Linked DNA regions of Homo sapiens: region 1 is linked to region 2. The links are chromatin contacts, found by Hi-C in ENCODE. All regions are on one chromosome and are shown on one strand. Each heading gives the region's core, a stretch centred on a gene start or an enhancer-like site at or near the end of the contact. The rest is flanking DNA. Distances are from core to core; before and after follow the strand shown.

Region 1 (3,633 bases), core at 427-2,926, 160 kb before region 2:
GACTACCAGTTTCAAACCAGAAAGAGAGCTCTCACCAGCACCCAACCATGCTGGCATCCTGATTTCAGACTGCTGGCTTTCAAAATAGTGAAAAAAATATTATTTTTCTTTCAGCTACCCAGTCTATGGTAATCTGTTTTAGCAGCCCAAACTAAGACATCCCCTAAATAAACTGCTTGTATCTAAACCCTTCTCCCAGGATCATCTTTTCGGAGAACTCAAGCTAAGATACTACCCCCGCTCTTACCAGATTTTTTGGGGAAATTAAAAGAAAGGGTGAGGGTAAGAAAACAGAAAGGAGCAGACATGTGGAATTTAGCGGAGTTGCAGAAACTATGGAGATTTGGGGTGAAGAACAAGGAACTCCTATGGTGACTTTCTCCAAAAAGGCTTTGAGAAAACAACCCCTCTCTATTACCAACTCCCAAGGCACAGTCTCATATCCATGAGCAACCCCACTTCTAGTTTATGTGTGATTCAGTTTTTTCCAAGCTAAACCTGCTTGACTTGACGAGAAGGCCAAATAAATTCAAGCTTGCTCCAAACATGTCTCTTTAGATCAGGTTATTCTCATTTGTAATGAAGAAACTGAGGCAGCTAGCAGGTTGATCATTCGTAACACTCTTTTTTAACTATAACATTCTAAAATGTGGGAGCAGCTCTCGTCCCAATAGCAATCCATGATTAAATAACTATGAAGTTTGGAAGTTGGGCCTGTAAACATTTCTATAGAGAGCTACTTCATTCATTTTGTTTTATTCGATTCATGTTAGTTTCTAATCAGTTCCCAAAGAGGGTGGAGTATCCTCTTTGAAGGCCCATAGTTTTATATGACTTCACCTTTCTCAGACAACCCAGTGATTTGTAATCAAGAATGAATATTTCTGCCAAGTAAAAAATGTTTAACATTATCCCAGCTTAGTAAGGGGAAAGGCAGGGGATAAGGGTGGGTAGCAGGTAGAACCTTCATTAGAGTGAGATGGCTCCCTGAGGAAAACAACTGCAACTGTGTTTTTCGAGTTCTATTCTCAATTTTTTGTTTTCTTTTTTGAGAAAGAGCCTGGCTCTGTGACTCAGGCTGGAGTGTAGTGGGGCGATCTCGACTCACTACAACCTTCGCCCTGCTGGGCTCAAGCGATCCTCCCACCTCAGCCTCCCAAGTAGTTGGGACCACAGGCATGCACCACCACATCTGGCTAATTTTTTGTAATTTTAGTAGAGATAGGGTCTTGCCATGTTGCCTGGGCTGGTCTCGAACTCCTGAGCTCAAGCTGTCTACCTGCCTCAGCCTCCCAAAGTGTTGGGATTATAAGCATGGGCCACTGTGCCCGGCTCAAGCTCTGTTCTATTCAGCCAATTACCTCAGCACAGGACAGGGCAAGGAAATGGGGCCGGGGAAGGGGTCCCTGTTACTATGGTTGGTGCCTTGGGAAATATATTCCTTGGGGCTATTATTACTGCCTATTACATAAGTAAGCTCAATTAAAGCCAGGCTTATCAGTCAAAAATCTCTGCAACCAATCAATAAAGGACTCAGGATATGCAAACCGTAGTGTCATCCAACTCATGTGTTTTTAGATTTTGAGATAATATTTTTTGAATTCCTGTAGAGGAAGGAATACCTACATAGCATTGGCTCCTAAGAAAGTGACTCAGCAGGCCCCATCAAAGATTGCCATTGAATCAGGCCGTAGGGTTTGGCAGGAGGAGGAGGGCTGGAGAATAGTACAAGCTGAGGGCTGAATCACACTGGCTGGCACTGCAAAGAACCCCATCTAACTCTAGTTAATGCCAGCATTCCATCTAGTTTAGCTCACAAATGGATTTTAGGTACTTCCTGCCATGTAGACTTTCTTGCTTCTCATGCTGTGCTGAAAATAACCTGCTAAGAAACCTGGAAGACCCCCCTCCCCTTGCTTAACCAAATGTCAAAGATTTATTACCAATAATGGACAAACTAACATCATGTGCCTCTTGTTGTGGTGCTGTAACAGGGACACACAGCCATTTAAGTAGTATTTCTGCCAGAAGAGTACCTAAACCAACTGTAATCATGAGGAAACATCAGACAAACTCAAACTGAGAGATATTTTACAAAACAGCAGGCCTGTGTTCTTCAAGAATGTCCATGTCATAAAACACAAAGAAAGACTGGGAACTAGTCCATGTTAAAGGAGGCCAGAGAGACGTGACAACTAAGTGCAACACATTAACATGGATTATATTTAGGAGGAAAAAGAATAGAATGACCAGAAAAACTTTGTTGCAACAACTGTGAAAACTGAATATGGACTGTATATTATATAATAAAGAGCATGGTATCAATGTTAAATTTCTGGAATTGGATACACGTACTATGGTTTTGTAAGAGAATTTTTTTCTTTTGTTTGCTTTTCTTTTAATATTTTTAGAGACAGGGTCTTGCTCTGTCACCCAGGCTGCCTTACATTGGCTTGGTCATAGGCCACTGTAACCTTCAACTCCTAAGCTGAAGAGATCCTCTTGCCTTGGCCTCCCAAAGTGCTGGGATTACAAGTGTGAGCCATGGTGCCTGTCCCAGAATTCTTGTTCTTGGGAAATATATGAAGTTAGCTGCATCTGTCTGTCTCTTCATTCAGGTATTTCAGTGTGTGTTTGTGTGTCTGTGACACACATTTGTAAAATGTTAAAAATTGATCTATCTAAACGTAGAAAGTTATGTGTATTATACTTTATAATAACACTTTGACAGAGAAACAAGGACATCGTAAAATTGTACCCAGCTGGTGTAAGTGGTGAAACTATCAATCCAAATACATGGAATATTGTCTAAAGTTTATAAGAACCAAATTTATACAAATTATATGTTAAGATTATGGCGCAACTTAATGGAAGTCTTATATTTATATTTGTATACACTTAAATATTATTATAATTAATAAAAACTTAACCAATCTACAAATGAAGTGTAAGAAATTTAGGTATTTATCTTAACTGTTTTCAAGATAATTAATAAACTAAAAGTCTTAGACAAACTACAGAAAGTCATGTGTATTGTATATGCAACTATTTTGCAAGTTTTAAATTATTTCTAAACAAAAATTTAAACAATACCAAATTATTTATTATTATTATTTTATGAAAAGTAAATTACATACAGAAAATTTTTCTGCAAGATCCTGCTCCCATAGTAAAGTAGAAAGGGAATGGGCCTGGAGCACCTGAGAACTGGTTACTCCTAGCTCCACCATTAAATAACTGAGCATTGTGGGAGAAAGTCACTAAATTACCCGAGACTCAATTTTCTGTAAAATCGACTCCTCACATTTGCAGGACTTCTCTTCCCACATCTTCACTCTAAGAACACCAAATCATAAACTCCTTTTCAAGTGTATTTATTCTTTATTGATTAATTTAAATATAGCACCCTTCTTCCTGAGAGCAAAGCCACAAACCACCAACAATGACCGACTTCAAAATAAATGTCTGCAAATGCAATTAAGTGCATTTTAGAATAGACTTGTACTAACAGGAAGTATAATTAACTCAGAGGCATTCTTATGGAGTAATCCCAGGTTTGTTATATAGGTTCATTTCATCCATAAAGTCAGGAGAATACAATTGAGTTGTACAGAACATCAGCATATCTGACAC
Region 2 (3,866 bases), core at 123-2,622:
ACCTGTGATAATCCTTTGCCTTAAAATAAAATCTAATGCTAAATATTCAGTGTCCTGATTAATAATTCTAAGCTACCAATTTTTCCTTTAAAGCTAACCATGATGTCAAGTAAAACATTACACAAATACTCTGTGGAGTGTTGCTGCTGATTCTGTATTTGTGGCAGTGTATGTATCTTGGCCCAGGACATGGTGGCCTTCTGGGTTCTATAAATAGACATTAGTAATCCTTTTAGGGAAAGGGCCTGCTACCTCTCAGCTGCTGGCTGAATCTGCCCCTTAACTCATAAATGGATTTTCTCATGCCACATAAAAAACAGAAAAACAGCCCACCACATTCTCTCCCTGTACCTCTTTTTTGGTTTGATTCCTTTTGAATCTTTATATTCTATTTGTGTTTACATTATTTTCCTAAATAGAAAAATGCCAGAGATGCCTGAAGATTGAAATCACCCAATTTCAACAGGGGAAGAGATCTTATAATTATTTAAGTCTAATCCCTTTATGGAACCTGAGTTTCAGAAAGATTTAGTGACTTGATCGAGGTCTGAGGGACGGGGGTGGACTGAGTACATCCTGATATCAAGAAGATGGTGGAAAGTTCAATGGGCTAAAAGGAGTTGTGTTAGTCTTGGTATTGGCACACCAATAAGCAGAGGTCTGTCTTGGAATAAAAAAAACTACTTCCTTATTAGGCCCTGATCTTTGCCCTGAATTACTTACAGTTACAGAGGAATATATTTTGTAGGCAGTTTTTCTGGGAGGTAAGGACAGGTTCCTAGAGACGATCTTTGACGCCTTTTCACCACTGGAAGCAATGCTTCAGACCACTGTATTTGGAAGACAAAGGGACATGCTCACATGGCACAGTGAAAAGTGAAATCTTTTCCCACTTGGTGGTGGGTGCATGACAATATACTTGCACTTTGAAAAGCCTCTGTGTGGTCTGGTTATTTTTAAAAGGCCAGAAATGCTGGCCCTTTGAAGAATCACGCGTTTCCTCGGCCCAGAAAATAGACTGGGCTAGAAAGGCGCCCGGACTCCAATTCTGGGCCCGGGTGGTTGCAGTTTTTCAAAGGGATGTGAACGGTTTCCCAAGATAGGACCCAAGGGACTCTAGGACCCAGAGGCTGCGCGCGACGCCCGCAGGGCGAACTGCATCCTTTTGAGCTCCCGCTCCATGGCCTGAGCCGTCGTAGGGCGCGGGTTCGCGGCCCGCCAGGGGACGGTCACCACAGAGACGCAGCCGGCACTGGCGAGCGAGCGAGCAGGCGGCGCACGGAGCGCGTGGGCGTGTCCCGGCGGGGCTGCGCAGCTCGCCCCACCCCACCCCACCCCAGCCAGGTCGGCCGCCCCCACCAGGTCCAGTTCCAGAGCCCAGGCCGGTCGGCCGGGCCCGCGTGCCCTCGGCGGGCTGCGCAGAGCGCGGGAGCGGTTTGGGGCTGGGCATGCTGGGAGCCCCTCGGGCAACGGCCGCCGCCGCCACAGCCACACAGCCGCCGCCACTGCGTCCGTCCCCGGTGAGCGCCGCTGACGCGCGGAGATGAAATTCCCGGCCTCGGTGCTGGCGTCCGTGTTCCTGTTCGTGGCCGAGACAACGGCGGCGCTCAGCCTGAGCAGCACCTACCGCTCGGGCGGGGACCGCATGTGGCAGGCGCTGACGTTGCTTTTCTCGCTACTGCCTTGCGCGCTCGTGCAGCTCACGCTTCTCTTCGTACACCGCGACCTCAGCCGCGACCGCCCGCTCGTACTGCTGCTGCACCTGCTGCAACTTGGGCCCCTTTTCAGGTGCGTGCAGAAGCCCAGAGCCAGCCCCAGGCCGCAGCCTCGGTCCTGTAGCCTGATCTCCCCACCTGCTCGAGTGGAGGGAGGCGGTTTTCCTGTGGAGACAGGTGGCTGAGCCCCAAGCCGGTCCGCCATGCCCCTCAGCCCCATTATTCCAGTCAGGAACGCGACGAATCATGGCATAATGGTTATAAAGTTGGGGCACACTGAATTCCTGTTAGGTTCCGTCAAATGAAATAGCCAACATTCAACTGAAATTGACCAACAAAAATGGCAGTTTCTTGTGGTTCAACCTCATTAAAGACATTGGTTTCTCTGGGGTCAAGTAGGCTCTGACAGGATTGGCTTGTGTTGTCACAAACCCTTGGGAAGTGTGTTCTAAGCTGTGGTTACGGGGACAGCATGTACAGGTGATTTAATTTTAATTTATCAAACACATGGAGCTTACTGTGTGCCAAGCACTGTTCTAAAAGCTTTAACAGTATTTAATTCTCATAGGGAAGTCAAGAAATCCATGCACCATTCTTTTCTCTTGGTGGCGTTACGAATATTATGGGATATGGAAACATATGGGGTTCTAGAAATGTCTTCCGGCCCTGGCAAACTTATAAACGTAGCCATTAAAGCTGGTGCACAATGCACCATGAAAACAAAACTTGCTGTGTGTTAAGTAAAGAAAAACTGTTGGTGACATTTCTGGAAATTAATTTTTATTAACACAAAGCAAGTAGAAATACATGGTAATAAAACAGACTGGCTTATCTAAGGAGTTTAAAATGTGTTGTTTTAGTACCTTTCATCACTATAGGAAAAGCAAAACAAAGGCCGTCCATTTGGATTAGAAATAAGTTTATAATACTGAATTTTAGACATAGGCGACAGAGGAATTTGAAGAGATGGAAAGGCCAGAGAGACACCTCAGCTGCCAGAAAATTCAGCTAGCCCTACCAGGAAATCTCTCTCTCTCTCTCTCTCTTTCTCTCTCTCTCTTACACACACACACACACACACACACACACACACGCACACACACACATTGAGGAGCAAGATAAATTTTACAAAGTTATAATTTTTTTTTTTTTGAGACAAGGTCTTGCTTTATCAGCCAGGCTGGAGTGCAGTAGCAAGATCATAGCTCATTGCATCCTCCACCTCCTGGGCACAAGTGATACTCCTGCCTCAGTCTCCAGAGTAGCTAGGACTGCAGGCAAGCGCCATCATGCCTGGCTAATTTTCTTTTTTCTTTCTTTTTTTTTGTATTTTTTGTAGAGACAGAGTCTCCCTATGTTGCCCAGGCTGGTCTCGAGCTCTTGAGTTCCAGTGATCCTCCTGTCTGGGCCTCCTAAAGTTCTCTCTATGTTGCCCAGTATGGTCTGGAACTCCTGAGCTGAAATGATCCTCCTGCCCAGGCCTCCCAAAGTGCTGGAATTACAGGCATGAGCTACCACGCCTGGCCATAAAATTTTTGCACCTCATATTAAAGAAAACTGTTCCAGCTGACACACAAACTACTGACTTGTAGTTTGCACACAGTCACAGCAAACTTGGTGAACAAATTTCTCAGCCTCCAGAAGCTGCAGAATCCTAGAAAGGAAAATAAACAGGTACACTGGCAGGAGTGGGAGGTTGCTGCTGACTTCTTGATAGCTGGGGAAGAGTCTGGGGAAAAAGAAAGGGAGGGAGGGGAATTTTAAAAGTCCTGCAACCTGGAGCCATTTAGTGAGGAGAGAGTTAGTCCTTCCTAGCCAGGTAAGCCCTGTGGTCTGGACTGTATTCTTGCTCAGTAAAATAAGTGTGATCTGACTTTGGGCAGGGCACTTATCATTTCTTTCTTTCTTTCTTTCTTTCTTTCTTTCTTTTTTTTTTTTTTTTTTTGAGACGGAGTCTTGCTCTGTCGCCCAGGCTGGAGTGCAGTGGCGCGATCTCAGCTCACTGCAAGCTCCGCTTCCCAGGTTCACGCCATTCTTCTGCCTCAGCCTCCTGAGTAGCTGGGACTACAGGCGCCCGCCACCACGCCCGGCTAATTTTATTTTTTTGTATTTTTAGTAGAGACGGGGTTTCACCGTGCCAGCCAGGATGGT

Evidence for each region. A loop is a pair of places that touch in the nucleus more often than their neighbours do. Pooled maps may share reads with other maps.
Region 1: a map of ascending aorta shows a loop between it and region 2 (2.1-fold over the local background). The contact joins the enhancer-like site here to the promoter of XK in region 2. A Hi-C loop is called at or near these places in 3 of 168 maps with a recorded cell type or tissue (GM12878, ascending aorta and psoas muscle) and 7 of 50 pooled maps.

What each region holds. Positions count from the first base shown.
Region 1 is chrX:37,519,560-37,523,192 of GRCh38, forward strand. No RefSeq gene overlaps it. Among named protein-coding and RNA genes, the nearest start is that of LANCL3, 50 kb to the right of the region's middle. Within about 2 kb of position 1,677, at least 2 of the 41 ENCODE cell types and tissues checked have a DNase peak (open chromatin) inside an H3K27ac peak, as active enhancers do; they include ascending aorta, where a contact is called at or near this core.
Region 2 is chrX:37,684,419-37,688,284 of GRCh38, forward strand. It overlaps XK (X-linked Kx blood group antigen, Kell and VPS13A binding protein), which reads left to right and starts at 1,373. Exons shown (of 3, transcript NM_021083.4): 1 at 1,373-1,788. The coding sequence starts at 1,544. LANCL3 (LanC like family member 3) reads left to right here. Exons shown (of 5, transcript NM_001170331.2): 5 at 1-45. RefSeq lists a silencer at 1,115-1,494 and enhancers at 1,164-1,675, 1,676-2,185.